2 separate regions of the Homo sapiens genome follow, and region 2 is linked to region 1. A link is an interaction called in ENCODE POLR2A ChIA-PET data of the cell type or tissue named here. Cell type or tissue: A673. All regions are shown on one strand. Each heading gives the region's core, and the rest is flanking DNA. Links, peaks and the distances in the headings are about the cores only.

Region 1 (16,290 bases), core at 6,867-9,366:
GCCCTTAACATTTTTTCCTTCATTTCAACTTTGGTGAATCTGACAATTATGTGTCTTGGAGTTGCTCTTCTCGAGGAGTATCTTTGTGGCGTTCTCTGTGTTTCCTGAATCTGAATGTTGGCCTGCCTTGCTAGATTGGGGAAGTTCTCCTGGATAATATCCTGCAGAGTGTTTTCCAACTTGGTTCCATTCTCCCCATCACTTTCAGGTACACCAATCAGACATAGATTTGGTCTTTTCACATAGTCCCATATTTCTTGGAGGCTTTGCTCATTTCTTTTTATTCTTTTTTCTCTAAACTTCCCTTCTCGCTTCATTTCATTCATTTCATCTTCCATCGCTGATACCCTTTCTTCCAGTTGATCGCATTGGCTCCTGAGGCTTCTGCATTCTTCACGTAGTTCTCGAGCCTTGGTTTTCAGCTCCATCAGCTCCTTTAAGCACTTCTCTGTATTGGTTATTCTAGTTTTACATTCTTCTAAATTTTTTTCAAAGTTTTCAACTTCTTTGCCTTTGCTTTGAATGTCCTCCCATAGCTCAGAGTAATTTGATCATCTGAAGCCTTCTTCTCTCAGCTCGTCAAAGTCATTCTCCATCCAGCTTTGTTCCGTTGCTGGTGAGGAACTGCGTTCCGCTGGAGGAGGAGAGATGCTCTGCGTTTTAGAGTTTCCAGTTTTTCTGTTCTGTTTTTTCCCCATCTTTGTGGTTTTATCTACTTTTGGTCTTTGATGATGGTGATGTACAGATGGGTTTTCGGTGTGGATGTCCTTTCTGTTTTTTAGTTTTCCGTCTAACAGACAGGACCCTCAGCTGCAGGTCTGTTGGAATACCCTGCCGTGTGAGGTGTCAGTGTGCCCCTGCTGGGGGGTGCCTCCCAGTTAGGCTGCTCGGGGGTCAGGGGTCAGGGACCCACTTGAGGAGGCAGTCTGCCGGTTCTCAGATCTCCAGCTGCGTGCTGGGAGAACCACTGCTCTCTTCAAAGCTGTCAGGCAGGGACATTTAAGTCTGCAGAGGTTACTGCTGTCTTTTTGTTTGTCTGTGCCCTGCCCCCAGAGGTGGAGCCTGCAGTGGCAGGCAGGCCTCCTTGAGCTGTGGTGGGTTCCACCCAGTTCCAGCTTCAGGGCTGCTTTGTTTACCTAAGCAAGCCTGGGCAATGGCGGGCGCCCCTCCCCCAGCCTCACTGCCGCCTTGCAGTTTGATCTCAGACTGCTGTGCCAGTAATCAGTGAGACTCCGTGGGCGTAGGACCCTCCGAGCCAGGTGTGGGATATAATCTCGTGGTGCGCCGTTTTTTTAAGCCGGTCTGAAAAGCGCAGTATTCGGGTGGGAGTGACCCGATTTTCCAGGTGCGTCCGTCACCCCTTTCTTTGACTAGGAAAGGGAACTCCCTGACCCCTTGCGCTTCCCAGATGAGGCAATGCCTCGCCCTGCTTCGGCTCACGCACGGTGCGCGCACCCACTGGCCTGCGCCCACTGTCCGGCACTCCCTAGTGAGATGAACCCAGTACCTCAGGTGGAAATGCAGAAATCACCCGTCTTCTGCGTCGCTCACGCTGGGAGCTGTAGACCGGAGCTGTTCCTATTCGGCCATCTTGGCTCCTCCCCCGTGATATCTTTTACAACAAAGGCAGCCTAATAACTATATCATTGGCATCTTGCAGTTAGCATTTTAAAAATTATATATATATATATATATATATATATATATATATATATATATATATATTTTTTTTTTTAATGGAATCTCACTCTTGTCGCCTAGCCTGCGGTGCAGTGGCACAGTCTCGACTCACTGCAACCTCCGCCTCCCAGGTTTAAACGATTCTCTTGCCTCAGCCTTTCAAGTAGCTGGGATGACAGGCACCCGCCACCATGCCTGGCTAATTTTTGTGTTTTTAATAGAGTCTGCGTTTCACCATATTGGCCAGGCTGGTCTTGAACTCTTGACCTCAAGTGATCTGCCAGCCTAGGCCTCCCAAAGTGCTGGGATTACAGGTGTGAGCCACCATGCCCAGCCTAAAAATTGCTATAGATTATACCTCTTTCCAAAATTTTTTGGACCATTTGATTTTCCTCTTCTTGAATTACCTGTTTGGTATCTTTTGCCTGATTTTCTGTTGGTGTGTTTGCTGTTATTGTTTATTGATTTATTAAGTGTTGATTATTGATAATTCATTATTGATTGCATCATGTATTTTATCAAATTTTCATGAAGTGCAGTGACATTTTTATGCTTAATAGGACATTTCTACCATTGATATTTTCCATTTTTTTCTAATTAGACCAATTCGCCCTTGGTCATAATAGACAAGGATGAATTTCAGATAGAAACAGTGAATCTCAGATAGAGAATTGATCTTTGCAGTTCTTTGTATGTTCACTACAGTTAGGAGGTGACCTGGTTTCTTGTCCTCTTTCTGACATCACAACAATGTGACTGTGGGTGAGCTGTTATCCTCTCTGAGCTAATGTTTCTTCAAAACTGAAAGGAGTGAATAGTTTTATCACTTGCAGGATTATGAGAAGTAAAAGGGGGGAAATATATATGTAAGAAAGGACGTGATAAATAGATGTAAATGAAAGGCAAATAAAATAAGCATTGCATAAGACTTTGTAGCCAGGACAACCTGAAAGACCTGGCAGGAAAGAAGTGCTGCTAGAAGGCACAGCTAGGCCAGGTGCAGGGGCTCACACCTGTAATCCCAGCACTTTGGGAGGCCAAGGTGGGCGGATCACCGTCAGGAGATGGAGACCATCTTGGCCAACATCATGAAACCCCATCTCTACTAAAATACAAAAAATTAGCCAGGCATGGTGGTGCGTGCCTGTAGTCCCAGCTACGTGGGCGACTGAGGCAGGGGAATTGTTTGAACCCGGGAGGTGGAGATTGCCATGAGCCAAGATCACACCAATGCACTCCAGCCTAGTGACAGAGTGAGCCTCCATCTCAAAAAAAAAAAAAAAAAAAAAAAAAAAAAAAAAGCACAGCTAACTGTATGGCAAGTTATCATAGGGTCCATTATTTCGATTAAAAAAAAATACAGGAGCCTGTTGCAACTCCTGAAGACATTGTATTCCATGTAAATGTTGCCTCTGGAGTTGTGAAAATGTTCATGGTGTTTTCTGGTGGATAATGCCGTCATTTATATACAAGAATAAAGAATTCTTAATTTTCTCACTGGGAGTAGGGTCACTGACTCTCATAAAAGATGCATTCAATTCAATAGGTATTAAATCCTCCAAGCAAGCAGCAGGTTTATAAACTAAGGCTAGTGAGAAAAATAATGGATTGGACAATTGTTTTAAAAATTTGGGACAATTTTGTAATCCCAGCACTTTGGGAGGCCAAGGTGGGCAGATTACCTGAGGTCAGGAGTTCAAGACCAGCCTGGCTAACATGGTGAAACCCAGTCTCTACTAAAAACACAAAATATGCCAGGTGTGGTGGTGTGTGCCTGTAATCCCAGCTACTTCAGAGGCTGAGGCAGGAGAATTGCTTGAACCTGGGAGGTGGGGAGGTTGCAGTGAGCTGAGATCATGCCACTGCACTCCAGCCTGGGCCACAAGAGTGAAACTCTGTCTCAAAAATAAATAAATAAATAAATAAATAAATAAAAATAACTGGGACATGTTTTGGATTTAGTCAAAACAGAAACAGCTTGAAATTCTGCTATAATTTACAAGATATTAATTCTAGCTCTGTGTTTTTGTACCTAAAACATTTTGGTGATTTGATCGACCCAAATCTAGGGTCTACTTCTCCTCAGCCAAAGACCCTTCCTGGAAGTGTGAGGCAAAGATGGAAATTCAAAAGTGAGCTTTCCAAAATGTAGGTTCATGAAGATATTGATGATTTGAAAAGTCATCTCAAATTCTATCTCTTGAACCAGAACCATTTTTACTACCATGCGTCTATCTTGCCCAAAATATTTTTCTCCATAATAGTCCACTCAAAATAATCGTGATGGTTCAATAAATGACCTATACTTTATAAGTCTTTGCAAACAAAACCTTTCCAGAAAACACTTCTACTGTGTACTTTACCAAAGACTAAGAACAGCCAGGTGGCAGTAGGGACAGAGATGGGATATGCTGTTAATTCAGCCATGTTTTACAAAAGATAATTAATAATCTTGTTTGAAAAATGAGGAGGAGGAGGAGGAGGAGAGGGAACTACACAAGATCTTATTCCATATTTGGAAATTAGAGTAATCAAGGTTTGAGCCTGTAAATGACCACAGATGGTATGATTGTGTCTCACAGATGCAGTTTGAGATGCAGCTTACTGGGACAAAGGAAGGTGGTGGCCTATGTTGTCTGGCTTTGGAGAAAACTATTAAAAAATACTGAAAACTATTGAGAATCAAAGTGATTGGGGCTGAGTATGGTGGCTTATGCCTGTAATTCCAACACTTTGGAAAGCTGAGGCAGGAAGATCAGTTGAGCCCCGGCATTTGTGATCAGCCTAGGCAACATAGCAAGACCTCGTCTCTACTAAGAATTTTAAAATTAGCTGGGTAGGGTAGTATGCACCTGCAGTCTTAGCTACCCAGGAGGCTGAAGTGGGAGGATTGCTTGAGCCCAGGAGTTCACGGCTACAGTGAGCTATGATCACATCACTGCACTCCAGCCTGGGCAACAGTGAGACCCTGAATCAAAAAAAAGAAAAACAAGGTATTGGAAAATTCCCATGTATGTACCTTGTTAATCCCTCAAGAGTACCATCAAATGCAAGCTCTTTGAGAACAAATACTATTTCTTCCCTATACATATAAGCCTTAATCTAGAATTCTGCCATGTCCACTGTGGATTTTGAATTAATATCAAGGCATTTAGAAACCAAAACACTCTGAATGTTGAACTAATATCAAGGCATTTAGTAAATGAAAGATATTCATTCGCCACTTAGGAGGAAACGGGGAAAGTTTGTCATAAATCCATTGTTAACTATATGAGAAACTTGCAACAGTTACATATAGTTCAAACATTAAATATATGTAATTTAAAACATATACGTAATATATAAAACATGAAATCAGATGTTTCAGCTGCTTCTTGCTAAGTCACTTTACTACAAAATTGAAAATATAGACTGTTTTATCCACATTCCATAGATTTTCCAAAATGGCATTTTGAATTTATAATTGATGAATCAGATAAGATTTTTCTAAAGTATAACATGTTTAAACCTGGCATAAAGACACCAAAAGAGCATGTAATTTGTTTAAAATGGTCCACCCAGGAGAGCAGTTCTGGATCCTACTTTGTCTTTGAGTCCATTGCTCCATGCCGGGATGTGAGATGGCAGGTCATAGTAAACCACCCTCATGCCATTGAAATAACTACCTAAGATGAAGAAATATCTCAAACAGAGCATTCAGGGTGCTCCTCTCCATGTACTTAAAAATGTGTCAACCTGGCCAGGCATGGTGGCTCATGCCTGTAATCCCAGCACTTTAGGAGGCCAAGGCAGGTGGATCACCTGAGGTCAGGAGTTCAAGACTAGCCTGGCCAACATGAAGAAACCCTGTCTCTACTAAAAATACAAAATTAGCCAAGCATGGTGGTGGATGCCTATAGTTCCAGCTACTCGGGAGGCTGAGGTAGGAGAATCGCCATAACCCAGGAGGCAGAGGTTGCAGTGAGCCGAGATCATGCCACTGTACTCCAGCCTAGGCGATAAGAGTGAAACTCCATCTCAAAAAAAAAAAAAAAAAGTGTCAAGCCATTTTCTATTGCCATAAACCTAAAGTCCTTGATCATTCATTTGATCGATAAAATAATCTGAGTCGTTCTCTACTGGAGGTGATTTTTATCCCCCAGAGAAAATTTGACTGTGTCTGGAGGCATTTTTGCTTGCCATGATTGTGGGCAGAGACACAGCTGACATCTAGTAGGAGCCATAGATACTGCTACAACATCTTCTAATGGACAGGAGAGGGGTCTCACAATGAAGGATGATCTGGCCCAAAATGGCAAGATTGAGTTAAATCTCCAATCCTTGTTGACACGAGCCTGTGTCCCAATGGAAATGACTGTGTAATGAAAGAGGTATGCTTGCTCTGACCTTCTCAGGGTGAGGGCTTTGAAATAATTTGAGACAAATACACCTTGGGGCACTTCACACAGATGCGTGAGTGAACCCTTCCCTCTAAATGGTGTTAGGCCATTTCACAAACATGAAATAGTTGCCATGTGTTTCTCTGAGAATAAAATATAGCCACAGGACAGCCTGGTCAACACAGTGAAACTCTGTCTTTACCAAAACATACAAAAATTAGCCGAGTGTGGCAGCACATGCCTGTAGTCCTAGCTACTCAGGAGGCTGAGGCAGGAGAATTGCTTGAACCCGGGAGGCAGACATTGCAGTAAGCTGAGATCCCACCACTGCACTCCAGCCTGGGTGACAGAGTGAGACTCTGTCTCAAAAAAAAAAAACTTTATATATATATATATGTATATATATACACACACACACACACACACACGCACACATACACACACACATACATACACACACCATATATATGTGTATATATATGTATATACATATGTATATATGTGTATATATATGTATATACATATGTATATATGTGTATATATATGTATATACATATGTATATATGTGTATATATATGTATATACATATGTATATATGTGTATATATGTATATACATGTATATATGTGTATACATATGTATACATATGTATATACATATGTGTCTATATGTATATACATATGTATACGTATATGTATGTACATACATATGTATACGTATATATATGTACATACATATGTATATGTATATATATACACACATATATGTATATGTATATATGTATACATATATATATGTAGCCACAGGAGATAATGTCCTTACTGTTCTAAAGATCAGGAGGATCTTAGTCATCGCTCTCTCTCTCTCCTTTTCTTCCTCCCTCCTCCCATAATATGTATATATGCCTTACATCAACCTGTGCATATAGTAGTTCTATAAGCCTAATAGAACAGTCCAAAATAATAATTTTGATGCATTATTTACTTCACATTTAAACATTTTCTGAAAAGTAAGAGTTGGGTTTGTTTTTGGTTGGTAACTATGTCATTTTAAGACTTCTACCAAAGGCCAGGTGCAGTGGCTCACGCCTATAAGCCCCAGCACTTTGGGAGGCCGCAACATGCAGGTTGCTTGAGCCCAGGAGCTTGAGACCTGCCTGGGCAATACAGGGAAACCCCATCTCTACAAAAAAATGCAAAAATTAGCTGGGTGCAATGGCACGCACCTGGAAGGCTGAGGTGAGAGGATTGCTGGAGCCCAGGAGGTTGCTGTGAAATGTGATCGCAGCCATTGCACTCCAGCCTGGGTGACAGGGCAAAGACCCTGCCTCAAAAGAAAAAAAAAAAAAAAAAAAAGACTTTGCCAATCCTGGGATCCTCATAACCACAATCAAATGGCTTACTTTTAGCTTACATTTCAAAGACATGGTAGAGTAGGTATTCAGCATTTTGTAACTGTTTTGGGAATTTTAAAGGTTATTAAGTTCTGAATAACAGTCGCTCATGTTTTCCCACCAAGCTTTTCCCAGCAGTTGAATATATCTGGATCTTATTCTGGTTTTTTATTCTTTTTTTAGCTTCCTGAAATGACTCATGTTCAAACACAACGACCCTGGATGATGTTTCTCCTGCAAAACTTTGGATTGATCCTAGGTTGGCTTTCTCTCCTGCTCTTGGCTATATATGAGCAAAATATTAAAATATAAGTGAGGATCTTCAACATCTTTCAAAAATGCATTTATATAGTCTTACTTTGTTTCTTTCATTGCACTCTATAATGATTTTTAAATTAAGAATTTTTTATCTTAGGCAAAGTGTGTCTCTTTCAATTCATTAACTTATTAATTTTATAATGCAGTTTTATTTTTGGAAACATATAAATATCAGACTGTCCTTAATTGAAATTTTGTCTTTGGTTTCCAACACCATGATGAAGCTCTTGCTTTTTAAAAAGTAGTTAGTAAATTCTGCATGAATTTTAGTAAACTTTAAAAAATAGATTTTTTCCCTAAGAAAGAATGTTTGTAGAATTTAAAGTGGACAGATGCCTGTTGGAGTAAAATCAACTGCAACTTTTTGATGTTAATTTTTTTCCCTGTGCAATTATAAACTATAAGCAAGTTAAGTGACAAGCAAATGTAATAAAGACTAGTTTTAATATGGTGGTTTTTATTACCTTCTGTTACTGGATGTCAGATTCTGAGTCATCTCTTAAAAAAACAATGTATAGTTCACCCACTGACTCTAGAGCGCTTGTGAACAAGCCATTTTGGGAGACCTAAAGGATAACATGTCAGCATTCTTCTATGTAAGTCGTCAAATGAAATCTGTTCCAGGCAAGGGGAGCTGGAAACATAAGATGAAGTTCAAAATTTTTAAAGTAACAAAACTGGAGTCAGGCAGTAGATGAATGCCTAAACTCTCACAGATTTAACAGAGAATATTTATGGGAATAATCTCACTAACACGTGAGATATATTTTATCTTCTTTCTGAGGAAACAGAATCCTGAACAGGATTTCAATAGGTAAGTTCATGAAATGTACATGCAATTTACTGATAACCTAGCGAAAGTGTTGAAACAGAAAATAACCCTGGCTTTAGTCAGTTTTCTTAGAAAACAGATGCCTTATATTTTTCTTATTTTTTAAATGCTATTTCTTGACAAGGGAAAAAACCCATTTTACTCCCAAAATGACTCATGGTGCTCAGTCAAAAACATCTCTCCTATCTCTTACTCACCAGTAGGTTTTGTTGTTGTTGTTTGTTTGTTTGTTTTGCTATGCCCTACCCAAACACTATATTTTTTTTTCAACTACCTTTCTTTGATTCCAAAATGAGGTGGATTTTTTCTCCAGTTGTCTTTAGAGCTTAATTTAAGCAAAGGCCATGCATCATCACTGGATAGTGCAATAGTTCTAAAACTTTGGCACAAACAAGAATTAACCAGAATATTTATCTATGAAAAACAGAGCTTGGCCGAGCATGGTGGTTCATGCCTGTAATCTCAGTGCTTTTGGAGGCCAAGGCAGGAAGATCATTTGAGACCACCAGGAGTTTGAAACCAGCCCGGACAACATAGCATAGATCTCATCTCTACCAAAAAAAAAAAAAAAAGTTAGCCAAGTGTGGTGGTGCATGCCTGTAGACCTAGCTACTAGGGAGGCTGAGGTGGGAGGATCGTTTGAGCCCAGGAGTTCAAGGCTGCAGTGAGCTATGGTGGTACCTTTGCACTCCAGCCCGGGCAACAGAGCAAGACCCTATCTCAAGAACTAAACAAAAAGACAGATCGCTGGGCTCCATCCCTCTCTTCTGATTCTGTAGGTCTGGAGTGAGGCCTGTGACCTTGATTTTGAACTCCTTCCATGGGATGCTGCTTTTGCTGGATGGGGCACCACTCAGTACCACTGGTGTGATAGATGTTGGGCCGACTTGGCTTCAAGAAAGTTTAGGCGCACACCTCTGTTGCCCAAGTCAAGTCATGTGCTTTTAAGTAAGTAGGCTAACACGTCTACAAACCACATGCTAGATGCGAGCTCCTGGGCTGAAACACCCATTTCTTTGTCTGCATGCCATGGGACATCAGATCAATCCCAGGAATTATTGAATTAGGACTCCATGCAGCAGTTTTTTTCATATTCATATTTTCCCTAAAAGGTAAGCAGATTTGATACATAGAGCTTTGCCATTTTTTTAAGAGGATAAACTGCAGCTGAACAAAAATCTCTTTGTACAGGTCAGCATGGTGTGGAGGTCAAAATACTTGGCACTGTCTGTGTTTTGGTTTCTGTGACCGGGTTCTGATTTTGACCTTAAGCTTTAATTTATGCCATTTTAATTAGAAAAGTTCTGATGGACGACTTTGTTCCAAGTTCAAGTTTGGAGTCATTTAGAGCTGGCTAAATTAAAATTCTTGGTATGAGCTGCTCACCTTCAAGTTAGAGGAAGTTAAGTTTAACCCCCTGCTGAGGTTGGAAATAGTATGCAGAGAGGCTTAAAGGAAGTGAGCTGTCAGAGGATTTAGGAGGACATCGTCAGTGGGTGTTTGCAAGCCTATCACCAAAGTGCCTTTATTGTAAGCGGAAACCTGTGGTCATCTGCAGAAGTCATTTGAAGAGCAGTGTGCTGCCTTGGACCCTGGGGACAGCTTTCTAGATCACCATCTCTCCCCTCCTCTGCCTTAACACTGGTTTTGTGTTCTTCCAAGGAGTTCAGGTTCCAGATAACAAACCCTAGCCTGTAATGGACCTCCAGCCACAAGCAGACTTAGAATTGCTAGAACATCACTATTCCTCAAAACTGAGTGGCAAGAATAAAAGGATGATGGCAACTATTTGCTTTCTAAATATGCGCAGGGTCTAAATTTGACTCTCCATAACGTCATAGCTTTAAGCTATTTAAGTTATGTGTTACTCACTGATCTTTGGGGTGAATGGTGTTTTCCTTGAAACCAGATTTCTCAATAACATTCGGGTATTTATGTTTCCCAGGCTTAAACTTAGCATTCCACTGTATTTCGACTTGGTGATTGACTTGTCGTTGTTATTTTTTTCCCTGAACTAGAAATGCTTCTGGAGAAAAATCAAAGAGCATATCACACAGAAATCTTATGTGAACATCTATCATCCATAGACAGGGCCATCTTTAGGGATGGGGAATCGGCCCGTGTTTCTGTAGTGCTGAGAGCAGAGCCTGGGAAGCTGGTTCCACTGCTTCATGCTGGACAGGACAGAAGTCTTAAATAAACGTGTCCATCAATTGTGGTCACTACAAATCCCTCCCCCGCTTCCCAGAACTCAGATTTGGAGGTGAGACTGTGCCTCTTCTTATGAGACACACCTCTCTGGGTTCTGCACATTTACAATTTCATTTCCCCACCTAAACTGGAAAGGAAGGGCTGGGTCATGCGGCTACTAACCACTTGGGTAGACGGCACTAATCAGTTGGGTTCTAGGCAGTCATTAAGAATTCAAGCTATAAACTATAATTTTGGTTCAAATCCCAGCTACACTGCCTAATAGCCTTGTAACTTCTTAGAACGGCAGTTTCTTCTTATGTAAAATAGGGCTAAAAAGAGACCCTCCCTCACAGAATTGTGGTAAGGTCAATATGGGATACTGCTCATGAAGCACTTAGCACTGTGCCTGGAAAATACTAGTGGCTCAATAAATGTTAATTTGTTATCACTAACATCATCATCATCACCATCGGTCTTCCCTTCTTTCATCACAGTTTACCTCTCAGTGCTGTACCTTTGGTCAATGAGATCTTTTTTTTTTCTTGGTGGAAAATGGAGATCAAGCCTTTTTATATAACTGCAATCTTCAATAAGATCTCCAAACCAGCTCCCACCAGCCCTTTGAAGTTGTCCTGAATGTTTTTTCATATTGACTCAACTTCCAGAGCTGGAGACATGGGGGCCCCCTCTGATGTGCCCCGTTCTGCCCATCCTTCCAGGCTTACAAGCAGCATGAGCCCCTCTCTCTTCTTCTTTATCTCGTAACAAGTGGAAATCCATTTTGTTCCACTCCAGTTACACTCCTAAGGTTGAATAATGGAGACTCACAGAGAAGAAACTGTCTGAGGTCATTGTTATTGTCACAGTTTGATTTCAACTCAGGGAAGACAAAAAGCAGTTCAACTAATTTCTCCTGTTACCAATGCACCTGCTGAGGAAATCAAACCACCTCTGAAAAGAGTCCAACACCATCAAGGTAAACAGGGCATCTGCTCACTGGAGGCCTGGTTTTGTTTAAGCAGTGCTCCAGTGGGACAGCACACATTTTGGAAACTATCTGGGATTTCTTCTTTACTGACTAGATGGGTCTCACTGTCTCAGCATTTCCATTAAATTTCAGGGTATGCAGAGTGATCATAGACAGCCCACAGTATCACATAGTGCTAGCCCTGGAACCAGCTTCAGAGATTTAATCCAACTCTTTGATTTATAATGGTGATGTAATAGCAAGTATTTTTATAGCACTTATTATATACCAGATACTGCTAATAGTGCTTTATGAGAGTCATTTAATTCCAAGAACCCTGTGATTATAGGTGTAATGCGGTTTACAATTCCATTCTACAGACGAAGAAATTGAGGCCCAGAAAGGTCAATTAACTTGCTCAAGTTTACAGAGCTGAAGTAAGCTCCAGAGTCTGTGATACTAATCTCTACCTCGCACCCCCTCTGCATAGAGAAACTGAGGTTCAACGAGTCTGAATTACTACCTAAGCTCTTATCTCTGGAAATGAGTTTACCTAAGACTAAATTCTAGATCCCTGAATTCTAATCCAGCAATCTTAATAATCTTTACAGTCTTCCCTGGTCCTGCTCAATCAAGCCTTCTCACCTATAAGGTCTTAGTTATCTGAGGTTACTTTTACTATTCCAGTTCATGTTAATATCCCCCTATCGGGACTTGCAACCTATGCAGTAAGTTTTTGCGTTGCCTTCTGGGTTTTCTAATTGTTGATTTATGGGATGGTAAAGAAAGTGATCAGAGGTGCTAGCTCTGGATCTAGCAGCAACTGTCTGTGAGTTTTCAGGCTTACACTTCCTCCTCTGAAAAATGGGAGATTAGACTAGATGATCCTTTAAGATCTCACTGAATACAGGCCATTCAATCCTGAAGTAAGGACTCTCTCCCCAGTGGAAGGGGTGGTTCATCCACTGCACATCAAATAGCACACAGCTTATGGCAGGTTCTGTTATTCTTGTAGAAGCCATTAGTACAGTAGGTTGAATAGTATTTCCCCAAAATTCATGTCCAGCTGGAACCTCAGAATGTAGACTTATTTGGAAATAAGGCCTCTGCAGATATAATTAGTTAAGGTAGGATGAGATTGTATTGGTTTTAGGTGGACCCTAAATCCAATATGACTGGTGTCCTTGTAAGAAGAGGAGGGGACACACACACAGGGAAGATGGCCAACGGAGGACAGAGGCAGAGGACTGGATGATGCAGGTATAAGCCAAGGAATGCCAGAGATTGCCAGTAACCACCAGAAGCTAGGAAGAGGCAAGGAAGGATCCTTCCCTAGCGCCTGCAGAGGAAGCCTGGCCCTGATGAGACCTGGATTTTGGATGTTAAGCCTCAAGAATTGTGAGAATACATTTCTGCTGTTTGAAGTTACCAGTTTGTGGTTACTGGTTGTACAGCAGCCTTAGGAAATTAATGAACTTTCTTTTTTTCTTTTTCTTTTTTCTTTTTTGAGACAGTCTCGCTCTGTCACCCAGGCTGGAGTGCAGTGGTATGATCTCGGCTCACTTCAACCTCCACCTCCTGGATTCAAACAATTCTCCTGCCTCAGCCTCCTGAATAGCTGGGACTACAGGCGTCCGCCACCACACTGGCTAATTTTTGTATTTTTAGTAGAGACAGGGTTTCATCATGTTGGCCAGGCTGGTCTTGAACACCTGACCTCAGGTAATATGCCAGCCTCGGCCTCCCAAAGTGCTGGGATTACAGAAATGAGCCCCCACGCCCGGCTGGGAAACTAATGAACTTTCTAAAGGAGGAATATTCCCAAACATCAAAGCCCTTGGGATTCTCCTCGGCATAAATATTTGAAGAATTATATTTTTAAAACCTAGGTTAAGGACTGCAAACTAGAAAGTGTCACTAAGGGTCACTCTCTCTTTAGGTTCATTTTCTTCAACAAACTCAACAGACTGGACACAACAGAGAGAACACGGCTATTAGCTATGTAGATACACAAACCAAGAAGACACGTAACTATGTCTACAACAAAATGACGCTTCTAAAAAAGTGACAATCAAGCTGAAAGCAGCTTGAATGATGGATGATAGGGTCACGTAAACCTCAAAAGTAAACCTCACACAGAATGCCCTTCAGCTCTTGAGAATGACACTACAGAGGAGAAATCTACATGCAGGGCAGCAGCTTTCAATATATAGGTTTATATTTTAAGCAATAAGACCTTTTTATTACAGAAAAACTTGTGTGGAATCTGCACAGATGCTCTTAAAACTGCCTTGGTAAAAGCCAAGGAATGGAAATCAGGGCTCTAATTTCTTGGTCTCTCCCTTTCCTTCCTGTAGAAGTCTCCAAGGGATCCCTACTAATATCCTTGGAAGAATAAAATCCTGTATTGTAAGCAAATATTTATAGTTATAAAAAGTATTCACAACCCATTGAGTAAAAAAGCAATTTACCAACAAAGCATATAATTCCAGTGTTGTGAATATACAGTATGATATATTACACATATATCCATATTGAAAATGTTCTGGAAGACTATATGCTAAAATGTTCATAATATTTCCTAAGGGGTGGTATTTAAATGATATGATTTTGCTTTTTTAAAAAACAACCTATATTTCATTATTTTTGGCACCACTGTGTTATATTTAGCTTTGGAAATAAGAAACGAGTAAAATAAATTAAAAAAAAATCTGTAAGAACTCTGGAAGATTGTGCCATTATTAAACAACCTAAAATTTCAAAAAGATAATGAGTGAAGTCGCCTATGTGTTCAAAAATCTGCCATATGGAACTTCTGGATTCCACTCTGACACGTAAGGAGCTTAGAAATCATTACAAGAAAAAAGTCAAACACCCTAAAAAGCAACAATTCTTCTAAGGTCCTTCAGAGAGCAAAGGTCGCAGAGCAAATTGTTGGCCTCAAAATGTAAGAGACAGATACAGAGAACTGCAACTTACCAAAGCCGAAGCCCAGGAGCAGAAAACACTGCAGGACCCAGGACCAGTATCCAATAACAAGGTAGAGAAACCTTAGATTGGCATTGATTAATTGCTCGAATCATACTGTAGAGAAGTTTGAGAGCTAAAAACCCTAGGATGGCCCAGTTTTGCATGGAGGGCCCTCACCTGCATGATTTTTACCTCCAGGAACCCTACCAGGTTCTCACAGTGAAGACTGGAGAAAAATCAACAAGTGCTTCCGGCATGGAGAGGGGGAAAGCAGCCATTTGGAAATACACCAGAGCTTTCTGTTCTTAACAAGGTCTGCCCTCAAGAGAAGCCATTTTACCTGAGCCTATTTGATAAAAATATCAGAGACTGACAGCCTGGAAAAAGAGAAGTGCCCAACTGCAGCTCCCCCTAACCTTTCTGTCTACCTAAGAGAGAGAAAATAAAAACTGAGGTCACAGCCCAAGGACACGGGCTCATGAAAAGGATGAGCCCTAATCATAGGATTTTAGAACACTTCCCCTCCCCTACACCTTATCAACACATCAACAGGGCTCTTGTATAATAACAAGGCCATGCAACTGTAAGCACTGTGCATCCCACATGTGATTTCAGAAGAGGCATCTGGAGAAATATAAAGACAACATGGGAGACAAGAACAAGGATACCAGAGGAAATTTTAGCCTCTGACAACTACAGCTCCAGCAAACACTAATTATAGCCTAACCCCTAGACAGATAAAGGACTAGTACCTCAGTTCCTTTCATTTTGTGTATTGTGTTGGCTTTCAACATAAAATAACAAGGCATACTAAAAGACAAACAACATAGTTTGAAGATACAGAGCGAACATCAGAACCGGACTAAGATATGGCAAAGATGTTAGAATTATCAGCCCAGTAATTTAAAACAGCTATGACTATGATTGAAAGACAAAAGCCTCTAATGGAAAACGTTGACAGCATGCAAGAATGAATGGAAAATGTAAGCAGAGAGGTAGAAGCTTTTAAGAGAGAACAAAAGGACTGGGTGTGGTGGCTCATGCCTATAATCCCAGTACTTTGGGAGGCTGAGGTGAGAGGATCACTTGAGCCCAAAAGTTCGAGGCCAGCCTGCGCAATGTAGTGAGATCCCATCTCTACAAACAATTCAAAAATTAGCTGCACATGGTGGCATGTGCCAGTGGTCCTAGCTACTCTGGAGGCTGAGGTGGTAGGACTGCTTAAGCCTGGCAGGTCGAGGCTGCAGTAAGCCATGATCATGTCACTGTACTCCAGCCTGAGAGAGAGAGAGAGACAGAGACAGAGACACAGAGAGAGAGAGACAGGGAAAGATAAAGAAACAAAGAAAGAGAAAGAAAGAGAGAAGGAAGGGAGGAAGGGGATGGAGGGAGGGAGGGAAGGATGGAAGAGGGAAATGCCAGAAATCCCAAACACTGGAACAGAAATGAAGAATGCCTTTGAAAGCCTCCTCAATAGACTGGACATGGCCAATGAAAGAATCATTGAACTTGGAGAAATGTCAATAGAAACATCCCAAACTGAAATACAAGGGGAAAAA
Region 2 (16,290 bases), core at 5,388-7,887, 160 kb after region 1:
TGTAACTGTGGGGTTTGTACCCACTATGTGGCTTCAAAGTTGACTTTAACCGACACTACTAAGCTGTTTAACAATACAATGGCAGCACCACCACCAACAAAACTTTTTTTTTTTTTTTTTGAGACAGGGTCTTGCTCTGTTGCCCAGGCTGGAGTGCAGTGGCCTGATCATGGCTCATTGCAGCAGCCTGGTCATGGCTCATTGCAGCCTCCACCTCCTGGACTCAAGTGATCCTCTTACCTCAGCCTCCCGAGTAGCTGGGACTACAGGGGTGCTCCAGCATGCCTGGCTAAATTTTTGAATTTTTTGTAGAGAAGGGGCTTTGCCATGTTCCCCAGGCTAGTCTCGAAGTCCTGGACTCCAGTGATCTGTCCACCTCAACCTCCCGAAGTGATGGGATTACAGGTATGAGCCACTGCACTGGCCAAAGAAACATTTTTGACTGCTCCCTGTGTGCCAATCACTTACTGATGCAAGACTTAACTTTTATCACATCTATTCATTTCACTGGTGTCTAAAACAAACTCATCTTCCTTCCAAAGGGGGTTATCTTTTTCTTTAATGCCATCACTGTGACTGAAATGCCTTTTGTGTGTGTGAACCACTTTCTCCTAAAAGTAATTTAGGGAGACTTTAGAACAATTGTTTTCCAGGTAACTGGCCTTCAATTACTAGTCAATTTCCTTGTCTTCCTGGATTTTTCAGTGTCTTTTGATCCAGCCCATCCTGAGTTTTTCTTGCTATTGTTGAATTCAGGATGCCCTGTTGGGCTTCTTTCTCCTCTCCCCTCCTCTCCTCCCCTCTCCTCCCCCTCTTCTCTTCTCTCCTTTTCTCTTCTTCTCTCTGCCTCTCATTCTCTCTCTTCACTCCCCATAGGGAACCTCATTATGCCTCTTAGCCCCCTGGGCAGTGCTTCCCTATAATGATCATGACATTGGTTGATAGTTATCAGATACAGAGCTCTTTGATGGCAGGCCTGTGTTTCGTTCCTCGTCTTGTTCTTCTAGCACCTAGCATTTGGGCCTGGCCCACAGGGAACACTCAGTAAATGCTTCCTGAATGAGCAAATCCCTTCCTTCTCATCCTCTCTAGCTCTTGGCCTATAACCTACTCCAGACACTCATTATTATTTCATGCCTAAGTTATATCAGCTAGAATGTTTTTGCCTGCAAGGAACAGAAAATACAACTCAACCTGGCTTAAGCAATAAAGAATTTTATTGGCTGACAGAACTGAAAGTCCAGAGATAAAGCAGGCCCCAACACAGGCTTAATCCAAGCACCCCAGTGTGTTTCTTTGTGATTCTCCTGGCTCTGTCCTCCTTCAGCCAACAGTGTGATGGTTATAGGATTTCAGATCCTCATATTAGGCCACGATGACATCCAAAGTGCATCTTAAGAGGGCGCTTTTCCTGGAAGTTTCTAGGAAACCTCTCTTTGTATTTCATTGTTAGAATTGGGCCACATGCCGGTTCCTGAACCAATTCCCATAGTCAGAGCATTGCCATGTTCTGAGTAACTTACAGCTGGATTTGTGGACCAGACAAGTGACAGGGAGAATGGGATTCCTTTGAGCCAAAAAAACAGTCAGATCAACGTCTCCTGGGGCGTGAGGCCTCTTATGAAGGATGGGTGGACACCTGAAAGAAATGTGGAGTACTGCTGGAAATATATGAGCTTTGCATATATTAACATGTTATTTATATATTTTATAAATTATATATGAATATATATTAATGGTTAATATATAGTCAATTAATTGTATTATAATCAATATACTTAATTATAATTAACATTATATATTTTGTATATTATATATTAGTAACAATATAAATTTACATAATATACAGAAAATATACATAAATAATAAATGTTAATGTATGTAACATATTAACTTACATAATTAACATGTAATATATTCATATGACATATATGTAATATATTAATATATATTACATATCACACATATTACATGTATGTAATATATTAACATCACATATATTACATATAAGTAATATATTAACATATATTAACTCAAATGAATTAATATTTGAGTTAATATATGCAATAATATATGTTAATAGTATAATATATATTTAAAGCTCATATGTTCCCAACAGTACCCCATATTTCATATAGTAGTTGATATATGTAAAGCTCATACCGGGGGCACCTGGGGGTATATGTAAATCTCATAGGAAGATTCTTGGGGCTAGTAGCCATCAATCTTCACCACGCTGCACTCTGCAAAGCTTCCTAGTTGGTGCTACTTTTTTGGGCATGCCTTGTTCTGTTCCTTTCCATGGTGTGTCACTGGAGTCATTGCTCTGAAGCATGACATTTATGATATGACATTGATGAAAAATGTTAAATGACTCCCCATTGTCTACTGGAAAATAGCCTGACATTCAGACCTCTGTTCAAGCAATCCCATTTTGTTCTTGCAGATTCATCTTCCAACCCTCTTGGAAAGTAAAGCTGGGTTTTGGCCAAATTGGTTTTCTACTCATGCTCTGATAATGTATGCCCACACTTTTACTTCCACGCTTTCATTTCCTCCACCCAGCATGACTGCTTTCCTTCCCTGTATGTGTCAAAGTTCTAAGCTTGCTTTCAAGATCCACCTTCCATTCTCCCTGACGCATTGCATGACCACTCTAGTTTGAATCAATTTACTTCTATTCCAAATATAAATGTAAATATTCCGAATGTTAAAATTCACTCATTAATATAGCATGGCATTCAACTTAGATTGTTTTGCAATGTTGGATAATGTCTCATTTAAATTTATCTTTTTTTCAGTCTCCCTAGAAGTAAAATTAGATGCATTCGTGATTCTCCTAATGCCTGAGTTAGCACCTTGCAACTCATAGGTGCTAATAAGTATGTTGATATGTGTCCGCTGAGAAAAGTACTAGCAAAAAAGCATGATAGGCACATTGAAACTGTGAAGGTACCATCCAGCTCTTTGAAAATTAGTCTAAAGTAAATAATTAGTACAAACATTTACTGAGAAACTACTATGCACAGGCATGGTTCAAGGTTCTAGAAATTGCAACAAAGAATATACCAAGTCCCTTCCATCAGTGAGCTTATATTTCTAGTGGAGAGACATACAATAAACAAATTAATATTTAATAAAATGTCATGTAATGCCAACTTCTAGGAAGAAAAGCAGAGAAGGGTGAGAGGACATTGGGCTGATATTTTGAAGGTAGGGTGACCAGAGAAGGCTTCTGAGCAAAGTTCTGAGTAAACCTCCCCGAGATGACATGGGGCAGATGGAACCCCATGAGAAAAAGCCCTGGAGAGAAGTCTTGCTTAGTAGGCTTGAGAGAGAGCCAGAAGGCTAGCATGGTTGGAGTGCACTGATGGAGAAGGAGTAATAGGAGACAGGATTGTCAAGGGATAAGGGTTTGGATAATGTCAGATCTTATAAGGTATACCAGATGTTCAGTTTAATTCTAAGTGAAATGAATGCCTTTGATGGACTTTGATTAGGGTAATCATCTGACGTGATATATACTGTAAGATAATTACTTTGTCTTCTGTATGGAGAAGAGATTTTGAGGGAGCAAGACTGGAAGGAGGAAAACCAGAGAAGAAGCTATTACAGTACTAATAGTTCAGGCGAAGTGTGATGGTAGCTTGGTCTAGAACATTGGTGGAGAATTGGGAAGAAGCGGTTGGGATCTGTATACATTTTAAGGTAGAAGCAACCTGTAGAGTTTGCAATGCATTGTATATGAAACTGTGTGTGTGTGTGTGTGTGTGTGTGTGTGTGTGTGTGTGTGTCTGTATTGTTGTAAACAAAGATGAGCAAAAAAGAATCAAGTAAGATAATAGTGGCTTCTCAAATCAAACACTTCATTTAGTTTTTGTTTTTAAAAATCAAACAGACATCCTTGAACAGTGGACATTTTAAAACATTGTTCCTAAAAATTACTAAAAAGTTCCAACATTGTTTAAAAATACTAAATACGTGACAACAATTGAAAAGCACTTAGGGTGATCATTTGCATTTGTGCCATTAATTTAGACATCTTTTTGTAGGTATTACATTAATTATACTCAAAAAAAAAGTTTTTTTGTGTTGAAGATCTTCATTATTGCAATTGTGAAAGAATTGAGGATATTTTGACTTCTGTAATCCATATATTGTACTAATTTAAAACTCATTCTGCTTGGTGTAATCTTTGGTATATCTTATGACTTACATGAATTGGAATATGGCTCCTTTCCATTCATGAAAGGAAGGGGAAATCTGATTGAATTAGTGCATAAGAATGAGCATAAATATAAATAATAAATTTTTTATAAAAGTAAATATTTTAAAATAATAAAATTTAAAACTTCCAGTAAAAATGATCCATTGTGTTCATTACTATTAGGTATGTTTTCTGTACAATTGCATTGTTTATTATTTTATCTGCTTAGAGGAATTAGTCTACCTTTTTCCCCGCGGTAGAAGTACTGCTTAAAAAATTGATGCATTTAGTCTTCTTATACCAGATTTTTCTAAGAAACTTGTAACTTCATCAAATTTATTCACTTTTACAATAATTTTATAGTTGCCAAGTAGCAGTCACTTGCCCCCATTTCTTAAGTAAGAAAAATTTAAGAGATAGGGAAATGAGTAATTGCCATTTAGAAGTTGTTTTCTAATGCCCACATATCTGAAGGAAGCTCCATCTGGAATGCCTTAGCTTCTAGAAACAGATCTTTGCACTACATTTATTTTTTGTGTTGAAATTTACCTCCATGACATCTATACCAACTCTGTGCAGTAAGAATTTGGTTTCAATAGTATAATAGGGCTAACGTTCACTGGCTTCCATTTTATGGCCAAATTAATTCTATTGGGTGATCATTTTAATGCCCCTCTAGGAGAGTTATATGTTTGTGTATTTCTTAATAACTTACTACTGGGAACATTTTATCTATGCATTACTATTTTATTCATTCAATGGACGTATAGTGAGCACTATCATTTTCTAGCCACTGTGGTTGGTTGTTCATTAGAATTTTCAAAACAGTAGTCCTGATCGATTTCTCACATACCTGCCTTATAATAGGGTCCAGTATCTTTTTTTTTTTTTTTTTGAGACATAGTCTCACTCTGTCAGCCAGGCTGGAGTACAGCGGCATGATCTTGACTCACTGCAACCTCCGTCTCCTGGGCTCAAGCAGTTCTCCTGCCTCAGCCTCCCAAGTAGCTGGGATTACAGGCATGCGCCACCAGGTCCAGCTAATTTTTGTATTTTTAGTAGAGATGGGGTTTCACCATGTTGGACAAGCTGGTCTTGAACTCCTGACCTCATGTGATCCTCCCACCTTGGCCTCCTAAAGTGGTGGGATTGCAGGCATGGGCCAGTATCATTTCTATGTGTTGTTTTTAATTGACACATAATAATTTTACATATTTATAAGGTACATAGTGATGTTTCAATACATAAAATATAGAAATGATCAGATTAGGGCGATAGCATATCCGTTTTCTTGAACACTAATTTCTTGAACAGAATATTCAATATCTCCTCTTCACAGCTATTTTAAAATGTATAACATATTATTACTAATTGTAACCATCCTGCAGTCTTCTGGAACACCAGAATGTATTCCTCTCATCTAGCTGTAATTTTGTGTCCTTTAACAAATCTCTCCCTGACATTTTTAAAATGTCTTATACAATTTGAGAGCCAAATGCTACAGAACAGGTGGAATTTCAGTGATCCCTGTTCTCTACCTTCTCATCTGCTTTAATTCTCATAATTTCTTCAACAAGTGACAAAATCTTTCATTATGTAGCCAGGAAGAAAATGAGTAAGATTCTAATTTTTATGAAAGTGCCCTTTCACCAACATTTTACCAGCTCTGTGTTAATAGACAGTTCCCTATTTTGGTGGTAGTTTGATTAGAGAGGGAAGAGTACATGCTTTGGACCCTTAAAATGGAATTGACTTTCTCTGGTGAAGGAAGTCAGTGAAAAAGTTGGCTGACAACACACAAAAAGAGGTGAATTTGGAAGCCATCACAGTATTGCTGGAGATAACCCTATTGACTTTCCCTTGGGTGGTGTCAAGCAGAACTGTGAAGGTTATCTTATGTGATTTGGATGATGAGGATCCTCGGTTACACAGATCGAATTTCTAGTTTCTTCTCTGGCTATGATTGAGTACATATACTGATCTTCTCTGGGCCTTGGTTTCTCTAACTCTCAAATGAGCCACCATATATTATAGGGACCAAACCATGGGATTTTGGGGTCAAAAATATCCTCGGTGTAAGTATCAGCTCATCTGTTTACTTCAAGTTTTTTTTTAACTCCTTTAAAAACTTCACATTCTCATCTGTAAAGCAAGGATAATAATACACAATCTATAAGGGCTTAAGCAAATTAGAGATGATATAGTTTAAGGATTTAGTATAGTTCCTGGAACAGAGTAATTTCTCAGTCATTGGCCGCCCAATGGCATGAATTGAAAAGGTTGAGCCAGTGTCTATAGTTCCAGAACCATTCTCAGGTTCTATTTTGGAATGTTTATCTCTTCTGTGTTGTGGCTGTGGAGTAAGATCCATCTGGAATGTAGTAACGTCAAGAAATAGCAAGTTCTTTGCCTTTCTGTCTTTGTTTCAGGAAGCACATACTTTGTAATCTGTGACATTTTTATGCTGAAATTCCCTTTCTTGACATACAGACTGACACTGTATAATTCAGTCAGTTTCCTATTATCTCTGTTGTTAAGCAAGACTGGATTTTCATCACTGGGAAAGCTGTTAACAGAGTCCCCATTAAGCGAGCCATCACTGAACATTTTCCTTGATTGATGCTTTAAGATTCTGTCACTCACTCTTTGAAAATATCAGACTACAGGGTCTGAAGCAGGTTTCTGCAATATTCTGCAGTACCTCATGGGTACAAAAGAGACACAGGAATATGCCACAGCATCTAGATCCAATTCTTAGTGAAAATTTTGTTCTTTCATCTGTATTCTGGTCAGCCAGCTTGAAGTAGACACAGGCAGATGCTTGGAGAGTCGAAATTATAGCCGAATGATATCACAGAGTAGTTAAATACCAGCCAAGCTGTGGTTGCAGCATGGCAACTTTACAAGCCGGGCAGGTTAGCATGGATGCTGTGAAAAGTGACCCCTCTATCTGAAAAAGGGTTTTGTACCTTGGCTGGCATTAGTCACTTTTCCTTGTTTGATATTTACAGCTTTCTCTTGTCCTTTGTATCCTTTGGGTAACACACCGTGAGTGAGAGCAGAAAAGCTTTCCTTATAAAGGTAGCAATTTTATTCAAGATTAAAATGCTCTATTTTTCCACATTACATCAATGAGTACCTTCAAAAAAAGATGACTTAATGAGGGGGAAACATGAATAAATAAACACCCACACGTACATACATATGTATGTGTGTATATACATAGAGAAACATAACGGGGCGAGTGATCGTTGATTATTTTAGCGGAGGCTGTAGAGGGAACAACACAATTACATATATGGTAATGAAGAATGAACAAGTAATTGTGTTGTAATTTCCCTCTGCTTTTTGCTAGTGGTGACTGTTATGAAAAGCAGGTTGTTGGAATAAAAAAAAAGATACTAAATAAAGAACCGTAGTTCTTATAATAGCATTTTATAGTCTGTCTTTTGAAATATACTAAAATTTTTCACAATCCATGTTTCTCTGCTTTTGCCAATTGTGTTTGTGATTGTTCATTTGTGCATAGAAGTTTCAGTAGGAAAATACAGTCGTTTTTGTAAAGGTTGGATTTATAAGCTTCAATAAAAACAGGCTCATTCAAACAAAAAAGCAATCAGATTGCAAAATGGCAAATAAAAGAGGAAGCTTATCCTTATAGGAGAAAAAACGTTTAATTTTAACATTATGTTTAAATAGACAAAGAGACCTACTGCAGACTTTTAAAGTGTTCATTTTGCTTCCGTTGCTGCAGTTCAGCTTACAGATGGTCCCTACGATAGTTGCTATAGAAACCAAACCTTTTTCATCAATCTCTCCCTGTTGCTATGGTGTGTTTGCAGCCACTGCATGTAAACTTTTGTATAAAGTGTCATTTATGCTTTTCATGACTGACCTTATAATGAAACATATTGATTATACATTAACCAACAAAGTCTAGCATGAAATGACACATCACCACTAAACACCCGTTACTAAGTAGAATAGGTGGACCTAACATTATTTGTAGATGTGAATTGTGCCTTTGTTAACCAGGCTATTTGAAATATCAGTGGGATAAGGAAATCTTGCTCTAATTGACAAAAGCAGAATCTTTTATTTTCTTTCTTGAAAGTGATAGTTTTTCTTTTAAAATTTAGTTTCTTCAAAGTTAAACCTGTCATAGGATTCAAATTTCCTGCTTTGTAATTTTTGCTCTGACATTTTATGTGTGGCCTTAGGCCACAAAATCATTTAACCTCTGGATTTAGTGAGATAACAAAACTATGGCATGATAGATTTGGATGTGTTAAGCTCTGCGAGGGCAAGTACACTACCTGTTTTGTTTACCGTTATACATTCAGAACTTGGTGATATCCAGACAAACAGCCTAGAATACAGTAAACATTCAAAAGTACTTGTTGAGTAAATGAATATACATGTTATTGCTTCTGATCACATATGCATTCCATACTGTACTTTCTGTATAGAGTCAATTTCAAGAGTAGGCTTCATTTCATTTTAATGCCACAAATATTTAATGAGTTCCTACTAGTGGTAAAATGCTTCACTTCTTGCTGGATTCCTTAAACTTTACCAGAAAAAAAAAAAAAAAAAGGTCTGGCTTTCATGCCCAAGACTCTATATTCCAAACTCTCTAATGTTTATACATTTGTAGATGTCAAGTGTTTTTTGTTTTTGAGGGTTTTTAAAAAAAAATTCTTAAGATCTGTATCATTGAATAGAAATTTCCTGGACTTTCCTTTCAACATATGTTATTAACATGACAGTTATCTGTCCAGTGGTTAGAAGCATGGTCCTTTGAATCAGAAAGACTTGAGCATTAACTTACTACCTCTGCACTATTGGGAAGGTTACATCCCTTTGCTAGCCTCAGTTTTCTCATCCGTATAATGGGGACACTAATACCTAACTCATATAGTTATTGTGAGAATTGAATGGGATTTATAAAGTACTAAGCGCAGCAATTAGCCCAGCGAGCACTCGTAAATGGTAGCTGTTATTGTTGTCTATATATGCATAGAGGATGCGCATGACTAGTTTGTTGAACAGTCAAAAATCTGTGAATTTTACTATTTTTATTTCCATTCAATGCCTCTAACTGTGTGCCATGACAGCTCTTTCTTTTCCACTGGGTGAGCACATTTTCTTAATATTTGGTGTATTGTTTAATGTACCAGTCATTTTGGATTTAAACAACAAAATTCTATGCAGCTTAAAATTCCATTCACAAATATGAATGAAATCTGATCTCCATGACCTCCAAACCACACTTCTGAGTCTTAGAATTGGATGGGGTCCTTGGCCTGATCTTCAATTCTTTCTTCTATTCCAGCTTACTGGAGTGGAGAGAAGAGGGTAGTGTTTCAATGTTCCCTGCTCCTCATCAAAACCTAACTCCTCCAGTGATTTAGATCAGAAGTCAAGGAGGCAAAGAGTTTCTACAACCCATCAGAGACAGGAAGGCATCTTTGTTCTTGCTCCAATTTGCAAGGGTTCCATCTGTTGATGCTTACCTCTGTGGGGTGGGTCCAGGGAGAGAGAATCTACGGTTTTCAGTCTCCCCAGGCCCTCTCCATCTATGAGAATTTTTTTGTTTGTTTGTTTTGAGATGGAGTCTTGCTCTGTCACCCAGGGTAGAGTGCAGTGGTGCAATCTTGGCTCACTGCAATCTCCACCTCTCGGGTTCAAGTGATTCTCATGCCTCAGCCTCCCAAGTAGCTGGAACTACAGGCATGCACCACCATGGCTGCCCAGTTAATTTTTGCATTTTTAGTAGAGACAAGGTTTCGCTATGTTGGCCAGGCTTGTCTCAAACTCCTGACCTCAGGTGATTCACCCGCCTCAGCTTCCCAAAGTGCTGGGGACTACAGGCGTGAGCCACTGCGCATGGCCATCATCCATGAGGATTCTTAGAGACACATAGCTGTATCTCCTTTGTCTCCTGAAGGCAGTCCTCTTCCCTGACTTCCTCTCTCCAGATGGGGCATCCACTGCTCGGGCTATTGCCTGGGCATCCCTACTATGTCCACCTCATCCTCCCACCTGTGTATTGTGTCACATGGAGCCACAGAAACAGCAGCATTGTGCAGTCACTTCTTTCTCTCCCATTCCCCTCATGCTGTGCATGTTCCTTCTTTTCCCCGATGGGACCAACTGCTCCAGCCAGCCACTCTCTGGCTTTCAGACATGTCTAAGGAAATGTAGGAGCAAGACGCAGGCTGCGTCCATGTACTTCCCTCAAATTCCAGAAAGGGGCACATGCAGATTCTCACATGAACGTCCCAGTGTGCTCCAGTCCTCTCCAAAAAGCATGCTGGGGGGCGCAGTAGTGGTGCCTTCTGCACTGCAGCTTAGCAAGCAAAGTGGGGAGGGTAATGCCGGGCTCCATTTTTCGCTGGAAGGTGAAGTAAGACATGCCAGTGTAAGCATTAAGCCAACCAAAGTTTTAAGTCCACTGTTGGGGAGGGATTGGTGCAGTAGTTCCCAATTATCCATGGTTTTCTTTCAAGATTTCAGTTAATCGAGGTCAACTTGAGTACAGTACAATAAAATATTTTGAGGGAGAGACGACATTCACATAACATTTATTACAGTATATTGTTATAATTCTTCTATTTATTTATTTAGAGACAGAGTCTCACTCTGTCACCCAGGCTGGAGTGCTGTGGCATGATCTCAGCTCACTGCAACCTCTACCTCCCGGGTTCAAGTGATTCTCCTGCCTCAGCCTCCCTAGTAGCTCAGACTACAGGCGTGAGCCACCACACCTGACTAATTTTTGTAGTTTTGGTAGAGACAGGGTTTCACCATGTTGGCCAAGCTGGTCTTGAACTCTTGACCTCAGGTGATCCGCCTACCTCTGCCTCCCAAAATGCTGGGATTACAGGCATGACCTCCCAAAATGCTGGGATTACAGGCATGAGCCACTGCACCCAGCCAATAATTGTTCTATTTTATTTTTAGCTATTGTTAATCTCTTACTGTGTCTGACTTAGAAATTAAACTGTATCATAGGTGTGTATGTATAGGAAGAAACAGTATATCAGAACTATCCATGGTTTCAGGCATCCACCAGAGGTCTTGGAAGGCATCCCTCATGGATAAGGTGGGGTGGGGGAGAAACTATATATCTTAGTTAATAAGCATTACTAGAATGTTACAAAATATATTGAAGTTTGTAACATATAGAAATCATGTGTCACTTAAATCTGTAATGTAAACACCTGCAGTACTGCAAAGCTTAGAAAATTGCACACATTCATTTACCTTTTGACTAATTTTTGTTCTTTCTTTTCAAATATATTTAACATGTACATGGGCATGATGTATTATGTTGCATGTTGCATATCACATAGCAAAACTTTAGCTTCATTTGTTACTTAAGAACCATTATTATTAAAAGCATCATATTGTATACTATATATATAGTTTCTATTTGTCAATTTAAAAAATAGTTTACAAATAAGTAAAAAGAATCATCGTTATGAAAAAGGAGTTATCATTGTACCAGCAAAAAGGAGAGTGAATTAACAGTTTTGATGTAGAATTCTGCATAGTAGAAGTTGACATATGTATGCTTTGTATGTGCTGCTTTTAAAAAATCTCAAGTTTCTATTTAAACCCTGAATTTTAGAAACCTACGAATATTAGTTGCATCTTTCTTGTCAGAGGAACTATAAAAACACTTTAACACAAATGCTAAACCCTAAAACCCAAACAGGTAAATGAGCCCATGGACTGATAAGCCTTTAGCCATTTAGAAGGAGCTTCAAAAAGGCTGTTTTAGCTGGACACAGTGGCTCATGCCTGTAACCTCAGCACTTTGGGAGGCTGAGGCTGGAGGATGACTTGAGCTCAGGAGTTCAAGATCAGCCTGGGCAACACAGTGAGACCCTATCTGTACACACACAAAAAACTTTTTTTTAATTAGTGGAATGTAGTGATATGTGGCTGTTGTCCCAGCTACACTTGGCATGCTAAGGTGGAAGGATCGCTTGAGCCTGGGAGTTCGAGACCAGACTGGGCAACATAGTGAGACCCCATCTATACAAAAACTAAAAAATTAGTGGGGTGTGGTGGTGCACACCTGTGGTCCCAGCTACTTGGCAAGCTGAGGTGGGAGGATTGCTTGAGCCCAGGAGTTGGAGGCTGCAGTGAGCCATGATCGTGCCACTGCACTCTAGCCTGTGCAACAGAGTGAGACCCTGTCTCAAAAAAATAAAATAAAATAAAAAGATTGTTTTAAAATGAATCTGACGTTATTCCTCATTCCTTATTGCTTGTTCACCTTATTTGTTAAATTTTCAGACTGGAGCCCAGCCTGAAAAAGGACTGAAGTCCTTTTCTGTAGTCATCTCAGCTACTGGAAAGGCAACTCTTAAGCACACTGTTTTAGAGAAGGGCTGAGCGGTAGAAGATACGACGTTTAGAGAGAGAAAGCCCCTGAACACGTATTAATTCTAAAGAATTCTAAGGAACTGATGCGTATACATCCACATATGAACCCAGGGCGATGTTGAGTTCTTCTGGTGGGATTCTCTGGAGCACATCATCGTTGGCATTTGATGACTGTAAAATCGCTGGAAGTTGAATGTGCACATTTAAATAGAAACTAAATGATGCAATGCAAAACTAATATAATCTTTTCCAGATTAGCTGCCATTCCACATTACCTGCAGAACTGCTTCCTTCCTCTTTTGTAGGTAATGGGCTTGACTGCATGTGAAACATAATGTAAATGTTATGTCTTATTAATGCATCCAGGAAATCTGCCTTAAAAATTACTTTTTATCACAGAAAAATGTGGCTTAATTTTTTTTAATCATATGCCTTAGGCAAACAATGGTTTGACGGCAACATCACCTGCATGGAGCACTGAGTTTATTATTTTTATTTTTTTGATAGATGGATATGTTTCTCCAGGGGCTTTCTGCTTTAAGTTACAAATGGTTATTAAATTTTCAAGAAAGGTATTCTCTTAACTCTCAAAGTCTGTCTATTTTTAGACTTTTGCAGCAGGAAATAGAAGTAAGGATGTGCTTTTCCAGATGTTTCCAGCTTGCTTTTTCGTCAGCTGTGTGGTTCTACAACTTGATACTTATATTTGGAATAATTCTGAGCTGTATTACACAGGCAATGAAGGGGTCTGTTTGAAAATTTGTAAACAGGTTATTTTTTCACTTATAATTAAATATGTGTTGCTGGTTTGGGAAGAATTGACTATATTAGCTATTGATTTTTTTTTATATGTAGCATACCCAAACTTGATGTTTTGAACATTTTCATGTTTTAAGTAGTGCCGACAAATTTGCTTTTAGGGCACCATAATATGGTCTTTTTTGACTTTAGAAATTAGTATTTCTAAAATTATTGATTGTCTTGAGTCATTTACATGTTGAATATTTCTCTGGACAGGTTTAATAGGACAAACCAAACGTAGTCCAAAAAATAAAATTCTTTCAAGACCTATATATTTTCGTAAAGATAAAATACTAGTTCAGATAGTTTGTCATTGACAAACTACCAAAAGCTCCTTGGTGGATGTCTAGATTTTGAAATGGATAGGAGAAAGAAAAGGATGTATTTCTGAATACTACTGGGCCCTTAAGACTAATTTTTCAGAGAATCTTTGCTAAGGTTGAGAAGAGGTCTCCTTTTGAGTTACAGGAGGAGGGAATGTCATATCCCCGTTTGAAAGTGAACAGCTCTTCCTAGCCATGCCACATTTCCAGTGGTTCCACTTGGGAGCGTGGCAGGACAGAGTTGATACCTGCCAGGTGAGTAATGAGGCTTTTAGATTGCATGAAAATACATTCGTGGTGGTGGCTATAGTCAATCTTAAGCCAATCTAAGTGTGTGGAAGAGAAAACGCAGCTCCAGAATGGAGAGAAATGTATATACATGCAGGTACACGTGTGTGTAGGTATACATATAACAATTTTAGAGTAGTTATAAATGGTATGATAATTCATTGAGATTAGAAACTGCATACCACTCTTTATATAACTGTCTTTGAACAAAGGTGAAGAATGGTTTTTTTTCCCATAGGCCTTAGAAGCTGGTGGGGGTTGGGGTGTGGTATGAATCTGTAGAGGCGATAAATAGAATGTCGTAGTTAAGAACCCAGGGATTAGGGAGAAGACCTGGTTGGATTGCTGGTTCTGCCACTCTCCACCTGTATAACGCTGAGTTATATTTATTTGTCTTTCTAAGTCTCAGTTTCCTTATCTGAAAATTGGTTACAATAAAGGACTCTACCTCCTAGATTTATTGTTAGCATCAAATATAGTAACATTAATGTGTCTTTAATTATTACAGACCCCAAATCTGTAAGTAACTCAAGGAATGTTTCCTCTCAACCTGTCTCATCATTGAGATCAAGGAACTTAAATGCTTTTAAGTAAATGTAAAATATGTATAATATATTGCATGCACATTATGGAAAGTGGAGTGGTAGTTGATAAGCGTATGGCTTTTGGACTCAGAATATGAGTACAGGGATTATGCATTTACCATTTCTTATCTGCATGCCTTCAGACAAGTTTCTCAGCCTTTGTAAATTCCTGCTTCCTCGTGTATACATGGACACCATTGGAGTAGCTACTTTGTAGAATTGCTGTGAAGATTAAATGAGAGCATCTGAAGCACTGAGCATGAAGCTTTGCTCATGGGAAGACCTCCATGACTATTAGCTATTATTTTTGCTGTTGATGTTGTAAACAGACTTGGAGGCGGAGGGCTATGCAGTAAGTTGATTTGAAGGAGAGCAGTAGAGGGTGAGAGAAACAGAGGGGTAGAGAAAGAGGAAGATGGAAAAGAGAAAGCCGGGTACTCAGTAAGTAGGTTTTGAAGTGCAGGGTCACCGTGTTTGTGACACTAGGCTTGGACATTGCCATTGTCTAGGAAACTAGTCTTTGAAATGCATAATTCCCCATTCTTTATTTAATCATTTATGAGTAAGTAGCTTGACTGGTTCTATTTTTAAATATTTATCATTCAACTTTTAAGATATACAAAAAGGCTCAAAGAATAATAAAGTAAAGCATTACATACCTATCACCCAGCTTCATGAGCTGGGTTTGTTTTTATTGCCAATAGAGTTGCTTCCCTTTGTGTAGCACTCTTTCCTACTTGCAGACTACCTTAAATTTCTTAAACCAGTTCTGTGAGTTTTAAAATATTTTTATTATACACGTGTATCTCTTTAAGCAATGTATAGTACTGAGTATTCTTAGATGTTTTCCTGTAAGATGTATTTACAGGGTTCAGATTTATATAAATAGCGGAATACTGTAGTGTGCTGCTCACACCTCTCTTGCTGCTAAACCTGATGGTTGTAATTTATCAGTAATGTTACACATGGAGCAGTTCATTCATTTTCATGCAGTAGAGTATTCCGTGGCGTGAATGCGACACAATTCACTTATCACATTTTCTGCTGACAGATATTTATTTACGTGGTTTCTTTTTTTTTTTCTCCCCATTACCAACAATGACATTATAAATATGCAGGTGCATTAGTTCTGGTACAAACGTGCAGACGTTTCTCTAGGGCAGTGCTTTCTCAATCTTTTCTGAATTATGACATATGTAGAAAATAATATTTTCAGGGTGTTCACAGCTGTATCAACAGGCCCAAATCCTCCAGGCCTCAGGTGTTTGTACAGCTGAATAGATTGATATCTCAGGCACACCTACAACTCAGTCAATCAGTGGGGAAGTTCTGCTTAAGGCCGACCTTGGAGTGGAATGGCTTAGTTGTACGGTGTGCATATTTTTACCTTTACTCAATATTGCACTTCTCCAAAATCATGGTGCCATTTTTACATCTCAACCAGCAGCATCTGAGTTCTCATTCCCCCACATTTTATGAACTCTTGGAAATATTTTACTTTCACCATTTTGTCAGTCTGATCCTCTTCTGCTTTTATACCTTGACTTGATACCTTTTGCCATATATTGTGTTTTTTTGCTTTTTATATTGATTTGTAGAAGATATTTTTATATACTTACTGTAATCCTTTGTCAGTTTTATGTGTTGCAAATATCTACCCCCAGTCTATGAGTTGGTTTTCCACTGC

What was found. ChIA-PET counts read pairs that join two places held together with the same protein. Peaks named below come from ENCODE experiments on the same cell type or tissue, not always from the same donor. Only the 100,000 strongest peaks of a DNase experiment are listed, where the experiment ranks them.
Region 2: POLR2A ChIA-PET joins it to region 1 with 6 read pairs; 2 of 35 experiments call an interaction of 5 or more read pairs at or near these places.

What each region holds. Positions count from the first base shown.
Region 1 is chr10:18,035,071-18,051,360 of GRCh38, forward strand. It overlaps SLC39A12 (solute carrier family 39 member 12), which reads left to right. Exons shown (of 13, transcript NM_001145195.2): 13 at 7,635-8,215. The coding sequence ends at 7,763. Among named protein-coding and RNA genes, the nearest start is that of SLC39A12-AS1, 33 kb to the left of the region's middle. RefSeq lists enhancers at 741-1,330, 1,331-1,919. In A673, for the core only: no CTCF peak of the experiment used is centred there; no DNase peak of the experiment used is centred there.
Region 2 is chr10:18,196,191-18,212,480 of GRCh38, forward strand. The region is part of intron 2 of CACNB2 (calcium voltage-gated channel auxiliary subunit beta 2); the gene reads left to right. Among named protein-coding and RNA genes, the nearest start is that of CACNB2-AS2, 57 kb to the right of the region's middle. In A673, for the core only: no CTCF peak of the experiment used is centred there; no DNase peak of the experiment used is centred there; H3K27ac peaks cover 1,895 bases.